Linked DNA regions of Homo sapiens: region 2 is linked to region 1. Evidence: chromatin contacts called from ENCODE Hi-C or POLR2A ChIA-PET data. All regions are on one chromosome and are shown on one strand. Each heading gives the region's core, a stretch centred on a gene start or an enhancer-like site at or near the end of the contact. The rest is flanking DNA. Distances are from core to core; before and after follow the strand shown. Region 1 overlaps GSS (glutathione synthetase). Region 2 overlaps TRPC4AP (transient receptor potential cation channel subfamily C member 4 associated protein).

Evidence for each region. Hi-C counts contacts between places; a loop is a spot of excess contacts on that map. ChIA-PET counts read pairs that join two places held with the same protein, here RNA polymerase II (POLR2A).
Region 2: POLR2A ChIA-PET joins it to region 1 with 12 read pairs in Panc1. The contact joins two enhancer-like sites. A Hi-C loop is called at or near these places in 2 of 168 maps with a recorded cell type or tissue (IMR-90 and mesothelial cell of epicardium). POLR2A ChIA-PET finds 5 or more read pairs at or near these places in 7 of 52 experiments (HepG2, PC-9, Panc1 and 4 more).

The regions. Positions count from the first base shown.
Region 1 is chr20:34,943,719-34,948,382 of GRCh38, reverse strand. It overlaps GSS (glutathione synthetase), which reads left to right. Exons shown (of 13, transcript NM_000178.4): 3 at 2,285-2,430. Among named protein-coding and RNA genes, the nearest start is that of GSS, 9.8 kb to the left of the region's middle. Within about 2 kb of position 2,504, at least 7 of the 41 ENCODE cell types and tissues checked have a DNase peak (open chromatin) inside an H3K27ac peak, as active enhancers do.
Region 2 is chr20:35,016,228-35,020,429 of GRCh38, reverse strand. The region is part of intron 9 of TRPC4AP (transient receptor potential cation channel subfamily C member 4 associated protein); the gene reads left to right. Among named protein-coding and RNA genes, the nearest start is that of MIR499B, 28 kb to the right of the region's middle. RefSeq lists a silencer at 2,137-2,337. Within about 2 kb of position 2,494, at least 4 of the 41 ENCODE cell types and tissues checked have a DNase peak (open chromatin) inside an H3K27ac peak, as active enhancers do.

The DNA.
Region 1 (4,664 bases), core at 1,255-3,754:
TGAGCCCTGGGACAGAGGCAGAGGGATGTCTTAGCAGAAAAACTCTGAGTTTTTGAGGCCAAGATGAGACTTGTTGGGGGCAGCAGAGCTCTATGTGTTCAAGCCAAGGAAATGCTCCTGTAGTCATCACATAGCTACTCAGGGTATTAGGTCACCCCTTATGTAATCTGCAGTCATTCCCATTCTAACTCATAAAGGCTTCAGACTGAATAAACCTTATTCTCACAAATAGCCTTCCTCAGTTTTATCTTAGATGCTGAGGCCAGGGCAGTGGTACACACCTGCAGTCTCAGCTACTGGGGAGGCTGAGACAGGAGGATTGCTTGAGCCCAGGAATTTGAGGCTATAGTGCACTATGATGGCACCTATGAATAGCCACTGTATTCCAGTCTGGGCAACATAGTAAGACCCCACTCCAAAAAAAAAAAAAAAAGATGCTGAGAAGGGTAATTTAGAAATTATCTACCAAAATTTAAAATAGATTTACCTGAATTACTTGATATTTTTACTTTTAGAAATTTAGAATGTATGGACTTTCTCATATATGAAAATATCTAGAATGTATATTCTAGGATACCCATTGAAACATTAATGGTAATAGGAAAATAAAGAAACCACCTATATACTAGATTCAATAAATTATGGTATATCCTAAGAGTAGAATAATATACAGCAATTAAAAATAATGAAAATGCTCTATTTGAACATATAAGGAAATATTTAAAAAGCACAATGTAGTATAGTTTGCTATGGGGGTGAAAAAAAGAGAAAATATATGTGTATACATATATATCAATACAAAGATGACTGGAAGGATGTGTGAGACACTAGTCTGTCATTTGCCTCTGGGGAGGAGAACTGGGTGGCTGGGGCCCAGTCTTTTCCCCAGGAGACTGGAATGAGAGTGAGACATACTTCTCACTATATATTCTTATGTCTCTTTTGAATTTTGTATCATGTATTTGTATTACCTGTTAAAAAAATAATAATATTTTGGCTGGGCATGGTGGCTCATGCCTGTAATCCCAACACTTTGGGAGGCTGAGGCAGGCAGATCACTTGAGGCCAGGTGTTTGAGACCAGCCTGGACAACACAGTGAAACCCCATCTCTACTAAAAATACAAAAATTACCTGGGTGTGGTGGCACACACCTGTAGTCTCAGCTACTTGGGAGGCTGAGGCAGGAGAATTGCTTGAACCCAGGAGATGGAGGTTGCAGTGAGCCGAGATTGTACCACTGCACTCCAGCCTGGGCAACAGAGTGAGACTCTACCTCAAAAAAAAAAATAGTACTTTAAAAATAAATATCTAAATACCAAGTTCTAACACCGTAAACTTATACCACCATAATGACAAACTGATATTAACTCAAAGGTTAAACTCAGGAATGCTTTATAATACAAGTCACAAGATTTTCTTTTCATCTCTTACCCAAGTTCTAGTTCAGTTGTTGGCAGGGATCTCAGAATGCACTTTTCCCTTCTAGAATCAGTGTCCTTGATGGTATTTGGGTTTCTCGTCTATGATAAAGTCCAAAGAATGCGGAATGCAGCTGAACTCTAGGCCTGTTAACCTGAGTCACCATCACTAACATTGGTGGAAAAAACACTCCTGGCTTCTACTAAGGGAACCAGAGTTCACTTGTCCTACCCAGTAACCAAATCAAAATCAAAAGGCAAGGAAACTGGAGTGTGAGCTCCTGATGCATGGAAGGGCCTGGGCTTGAACATCAACCAGCAAGGAGCAGGCTTCCATGTATGTATGTGTGTGTTGTGTTTAGTAACCATCCTGGTTCAAATCCCAGCACCCCGTTACTAGCTGAATATAATTTTGGATCTGTTAACTGTTCTGGTTCAAATCCCAGCACCAGTTCCTAGCTGAATATAATTTTGGATCTGTTAACCTCTCTTTCTCAGGTCCCGTCTCTGTTAAGTGTGGATAATAATAGTATCTTCCTCACAGGGCTGAATGATGAATCTATGTAAAGTATTTAAAATAGTACCTTGCACATAGTAAGTGCTCAATAACTTGTGGGTTTCTTTTTGTTATTTGCATTTTGCTTTTTTGCTTCTCTCTCTTCAATACGTAGAGATAAACTATCACAGAATCTGGAAGCTCTCTGGGTTCCACTCTCCCCCTTCCACTCTCCCAAGGTAACCACTAATCTACAGTTGGTGTGTCCTCAGTAAATATAGGCCAGACTTTCCATGGGATTCCATTTGCAGGAAGACAACCCGTTCACAGGTGCCCTACCCCTGTCCCATTCTCTCTTCTTGATCACAGGTGGTGAGCTATGCCCCATTCACGCTCTTCCCCTCACTGGTCCCCAGTGCCCTGCTGGAGCAAGCCTATGCTGTGCAGATGGACTTCAACCTGCTAGTGGATGCTGTCAGCCAGAACGCTGCCTTCCTGGAGCAAACTCTTTCCAGGTAGGGGACAGTGAAGCATTGGGGGGCCAGGAGCTGCCAGAGCCAAGGAACTGGAAGATTGCAGAGCCGTGAGGTGTTACTGTGTCAGCTGACTTGGTGGGATAGAGGAAAGGTACCTCCAAAGAACAAAAAGTCATAGGAGTCAGGAAAGCTGGCTTCTAATCCTGGCTCGACCAGTTATTTATATGGCCTCAAGCCACTCCCTTTCCTTCTCTGGGCCTAAGGTTTCTTCATCTGAAAAATGAAGAGACTGGCTTAAATCCAAGATCCCTTTATTGTTGACATTCTGTAATCCGTGACACCCTACTTTGAAGACTGATATTTCCATTTGGAATTAGGGGAAGTCAGCCTGGTTTTGGAGGAAAACAGAGGTAGGGAAGGTTATTGGGTTAAAGTCAGATTTTCTACTTCTCCTAAGCAGCGACACTTTCTTGTCACCTCAGGCCTCTCATCTTTGGATGGGATGGGGTACAGACTGGGCCACACTCAGGGCATGAGGAAGCAACCTCTGAAATGGTTCAGCCCATCCGCCCTTCTCTGTCTCTTTCCCTTGATCTTTTTTTTTTTTTCTTCAGATTCTGGGGCAATTTCTTAAAATTTCTTTATTTATTTTAGAATTAAATATATATAGGCTGGGCGCGGTGGCTCAGGCCTGTAATCCCAGCACTTTGGGAGGCCGAGGTGGGTGGATCACTTAAGGTCAGGAGTTTGAGACCAGCCTGGCCAACATGGTGAAACCCCGTCTCTACTAAAAATATAAAAAAATTAGCTGGGTGTGGTGGCGGGTGCCTATAATCCCAGCTACTTGGGAGGCTGAGGCAGGAGAATCGCTTGAACCCAGGAGGCAGAGGCTGCAGTAAGCCAAGATCACGACACTGTACTCCAGCCTGGGCGACAGAGCGAGACTCCATCTCAAAAAAAAAGAAATAATAATACATATATATATGTATATATATTCATTGTAGAATTAAATATCTAGAAATATTATGTATTTACATATACATGCTAGATGTGTATATACTGTACAGGTTGAGCATCCCTAATCCAAAAATCCAAAAGCTGAAATGCTCCAAAATTCAAAACTTGTTGAACACCACATGACTCTACCAGTGGAAAACGCCACGCCTGATGTCATGTGACAGGTGCAGTCAAAACACAGTCAAAAGTTTGTTTCATGCACAAAATTAATTAAAATATTGTATAAAATAATCTTCAGGCTATGAGTATAAGGTGTATATGAAACAAATGAATTTTGTGTTTAGACTTGAGTCCCATCCCCAAGATGTCTCATTACGTATATGCAAATCTTCCAAAATCCGAAAGACTTCTGGTCCCAAGCATTTCGGATAAGGGATATCCAACCTGTAATTGCATGTCTTTGATTAATTTTTCAACAGAAATTAGACTTTTGTTGGAGACAAAATCTTTTAAAAATGTGTGGGTGAATATGAGAAGGGGTCATAATGGTAAGAAGCTTGGAAACCATTGACTTGTAGCCAAAAACCCAATGAGTCATGAATGTATGAATCTGCCCACCACCTTGCCCCTGAGCTGTTTCTTGGAATGGGCCCAGCTTTGTACCTGCAATCCTGGATTGTGGGAAACATGAGCAGCCTGGCTTATAACCCTAATGATGCAATTATGAAGGAGACTTGCAGCTCATCTTTGCAACCCCTGCCTTCTCTGTTCCTCTCTCCTCTCATACACATATAAACCCTAGTTCCTAAGGGAGAAGAGCCCCCTACAAAACATGAAGGGGAGCACCTCTTCAGAAAAAGGAAAGTGTGTCTCAACTTCCTTGGAGGCTGAAGCCCAGCTGGGACTCTCCTCCTAACCAAGGGCTGGCATGAGAGAGCTCACCCTTGGGAGAGAGCTGGCTGAGGAGCAGAGGAACTTCAGGGCAGGCCTGGGCTACTTGGCTTCCCCCCACTGGTCTGCTGTGACGTTTCTGTAACAAGGTGATTCAGGCTTGAGCAGGTGTGCAGAATCCACCCTGAATCTCAAAGGGCAGTAAGTGTGATGTTAATCACCTGTGGATTCCTTCTTACTGTGGCTCTTGTTGAGACTTCAGAAAACCATACTGGATAGGCCCCTAACACATGTCACATGTCATGGCAGTACACTGAGCTGTGACGATGAGCCTGCATAGACACAGCCATTACCTTCATGAGGTTTATAGTCAAACAGGAGAGATGACACTAATCATCACACAAAGAAAATGTAAAATTGCAACT
Region 2 (4,202 bases), core at 1,245-3,744, 72 kb before region 1:
GCATAGTTGCTGGAACAGTGAGGCAGCGCGGGACAGCCTGGAGCAAACAGCCAGGAGAGGAGGGCTGAGGGCTCACAGGGACCAGGTCATGTCAAGCTGTCACAGGCCATTTTAAAGACTTTGGTTTTTACTCTGAGTGAAGTGAGAAGTCATTCCTCTGACTGCTTTTGGAAAGACTGGAAACAGCAAGGAAGGGAATAGGGCGACCATTAGGGGCCCTCATAATAGGGCCAAGAGATGATAGCAGCTAGGACCAGCACATTGATGGTGGGACTGGTGGGAGGTGGTTGCATTCTGGATATGTTTTGAAAGATAGGATTTGCTGATGGTTTGGATGTGAACTTAAGAGTGAGGAGAGGAGTTAAGGGTGACTCCCAAGGTTTTTCGCCCAAGGAAGTAGGAGAATGGATTTGCCAGGTATTGAGGTGGTTAAGACTAGCAGGTAAGGGGTGGAGGAGCAGGCTTAGGGAGGAAGATGGGGAGTTGTGTTTTGTACAAGGTAGATTTGAGGTGTGTGTTAGAATTGACACTTGGATTGATTACCTACACCTGGTGTTGGGGAGATGGCAAGGCTGGAGGTATCACTTTGGGAGTCCTCAGCATATGGTTGTATTTAAAACCAGGACACTGGATGAGATCCCACGGTGATAGCCACAGCATTGGTGTCCCTTCCTTCAATACGGAACATGTTTTTAATAAAAAATAATAGTTTTAGGGACAGCTTTTATGCATTGAGTGCTATTACTTTTTTGAGGCACTTTCGCAGTTGCTTATATGTGAAATAATTGTAGGGACAGCTTCTGTGCATTGAGTGCTATTACTTTTTCGAGGCACTTTCACAGTTGTTTGAATTTTCAGGTATTTAGTAAGTTACACAACAGGTGGTGACTCTGTGTCCCCACACTCGATTCTTGAGAAAGCCAGGGCATAAACTGGGCTGTGCGCTCAGGGGACAGGCCTGGATAGAGCCAGGATTTAAACTCTGCTGCCCTGTCTCCTCTTTCTGCCCTCTCACAGCAGTTCTCTGTTCCCTGAGCCTTCTTGTTGCCAGGTTGCTATGAGTTGTTGCGGTCTTGAGTTAAACTGTATGATTACAGTGCTGGTTCCTTGGGAAGGGACCACTAATGACCTTGAAATCCTGGCCCCCCAAAACCACTGTTTCACTAGCGTGTTCTCATTTGCACAGTCAGCATTTCCTGGGTTTCTGCTGTGTGCCGGGCACCGTGAGGATCTGGATTCCCAGATCCTGCCTACACTGGGTAGCAAGGGGAAGGGTTTCCTTGGCCAGGCCTCACAGAAGGCTTCCTCCTTAAAGAGGCCTCCTCGTTAATGAGCAGTTGGGCCAAGTTCTCAGACCAATCTTGGCCAAATTGAAATCTCAGGACTGGAAAGGCTCCCCATGTGCTGTCAAGTTTCATCCCTCTGGTGCTAATGAAAACCATCCATATAGCAGTCGTTTCTTTTAGTGCCCCCTGAGTAGCTTCTACAGTACCTCACTGAGCCTTTTCAACAGCTCCATCGTCCCCCATCGCCTTTTCTATCAAGGGACTTGGGTTCAAAGAATGTTGCCCAGGGTCACAGAGCTATCTTGTGAACCCAGGGCTGTCTGACTGCAGAGATAAATGCCTGAGCCTGTACCCGCTGCCTCCTCTGGTAGAGTGGCACTTCATCTCGCCCACCTGCCTACCATCCTGCTATAGAGCAGGCTACGGGGCTGGACCTGAGAGTAGGAATAATGCATTCTACAAGTAAAATTTGTTTTACAAATTTTACACATGAAGAAGCTGCTATTTTCTTTCTTTCTTTTTTTTTTTTTTTTTTTTTTCTTTTTTTGAGACAGTCTTGCTCTGCCACCCAGGCTGGAGTGGTGCAGTGACATGACCTCGGCTCACTGCAACCTCTGCCTCCCCAGCTCAAGCGATCCTCTTGCCTCAGCCCTCCAAGTAGCTGGGGTTATAGGCACACACCACCACACCCAGCTAATTTTTGTATTTTTAGTAGAGACAGGGTTTCATCATGTTGGCCAGGATGGTCTGAAACTCCTGGCCTCAAGTGATCCGCCCGCCTTGGCCTCCCAAAGTGCTGGGATTAACAGGCGTGAGCCACCATGCCCGGCCGAGAAGCTGGTATTGTTAAGAGAAAAGGGAAATGATGTAGTAGAAACCTCAAACCTAAGCACTGGCCTGAACTTAGGAGACCCAGGGTCAGGTCCAAGTCTGCCTTAGAAGGCCCCTCTCTTCCCAGCTGTGTGACTCACCCCTAATCTCTTAAGCTTGGGTTTCTAGTCTGTGCAGTGAGGCAATTGCACTGGATGAATTTTTTTGGGCCATTGTTGGAACATTTTATAGCTGTGTGACCTGGGCCTGGCTTAGGGCCCTTTGGAGTGAGACAGGAAGGCACATGGCTTGGTGAACACCATAGATGTCAGCCGTACCTCCCCACCCCCAGTTAAGCAGGGCAAGGTAGATCCAGGCTGGGTTTTAGTAAAGGCCTGAGTGGCAGAACAGGTGTCATTTTACATCAGCCTCAGTCTAACAGATTCTGGGCTGCTTATGAGTCTTAACACTGGCCAGAGGCTGTGATTTCTAGTAGGAAGAGAATAGTCACCTCTATTACTTTCAGTGGCAAAAATCGCAATTACTTTTACACAACCTAATATGTTGAAGGAAGAGGTCCATGGAAATGGAGGCTGCCAGGGATGTCTTTGTCAGCTTCTGGTCTCCCAAGATAAATGCATACCTGTAGTGGGCTAGAAAGGGGCAGACTTAAGATCTGAACACCTGAGTTAGGTGCCGTTGCAATCACTGACCTTACCCAGGCTGGTCTTGCTGAACTTCTCCCCCTTGTAAAATAGCAATAAGCGAGCACTGGTGCTGTGTGCAGAGCTTTACATCTGCTTTCTGACTCGATCCTTACAACAGCCCCGAGAAGGGCTAGTAATAGCCTTATGTTATATAAACAAATTTTAACAGGGAAATCATTCCTGCAGTTCTGTTTTAAAAGATATAAATTAGTATAAGTGAAGCCTCTCTCCCCTCTGATCCTTGACATTCTATTCTAATGGTTCCATGAAGCAGCTAATTTTACCAGTTATTAGTGTATCCTTCTAGAGACATTTTTATGCTTACAAAGGCGAATTGTATTCCTCTTTTTTTACACAATCAGTAATACAGCATGAGCACACTTGCTTTCCCAGTATTATCTCTCGGCAATTGTTCAGTTCACGACATATAAAATACCTTGATTCTTTTTTACTGGTGCCTTGTATCCCATTGAGTGGCATACCATAATTTATTTTGGGGTATTACAAATAATGCTATAGTGAGTAGTGTTGTAAATATATATCATTTAGTGTTTATATGGATCTGTCTGAGTGTAAATTCCTAAAGTGGAATTGCTGGTTTAAAGGGATTATGGATTTGCAATTTTAGAGCTACTGCCAAACACTCTTCCCTGTGCAGGTCATACCAGTGTGCCCTCCCACCAACAGCGTGTGAATGTACCCAATGCCCAAGTCACCAACACGGTCTTATAAAGCTTTGTCATCTTTCCCAGTCTGAAAAAGTGAAAAATCAGAGACATTTGTAGGACTCCTTATAGAGGAATTTCTTTGCCTGTGGCATGAATTGCCAATGTATGTTCTCTGTTTGTCATATTTGGCTTGTGACTTTGCTTGAGTTTTGCCATACAGAATTTTTAAAGGTTTAGGTGGTTGATGTCAACAAGCTTCTTTTTGAGCTTCTAGGTTTATTATAATCCTTCAGAAAGGCTTTTCCAACTCTTAGATCATTTTTTTTTCTTTGCAGAGATTTTTCTAGATCTTAGAGTTTTTTAATAATTGTATCTTACTTTCAGCTGAAATTTATCCTAGTGCAAAGCATGAGGAACATTTTGATGTTAATACGAGGAGACAAATCTTAAGGAATTTGTTTAAGGTTACAAAGTTTGCACATGGTAAAGCTAAGAGTCAAACCCAGGACTCTTGCATCCCAAAGGACTCTTGAATCATATGCAGGACTCTCTGAATCCCAAACTCATGCTTCTGTGATAGGAACTACCGGACATTATGCCTTGTAGGATTATTGTGAGCATTAATGAGCAAAGTTAGAAAGTGGGTTTGTGTGTGCTGGGCATAGGGGATACACGGATGTTTTCTTCAGACCCTGGCCCTCCTTACTGACAGTACTGATACTTGTCCTGAA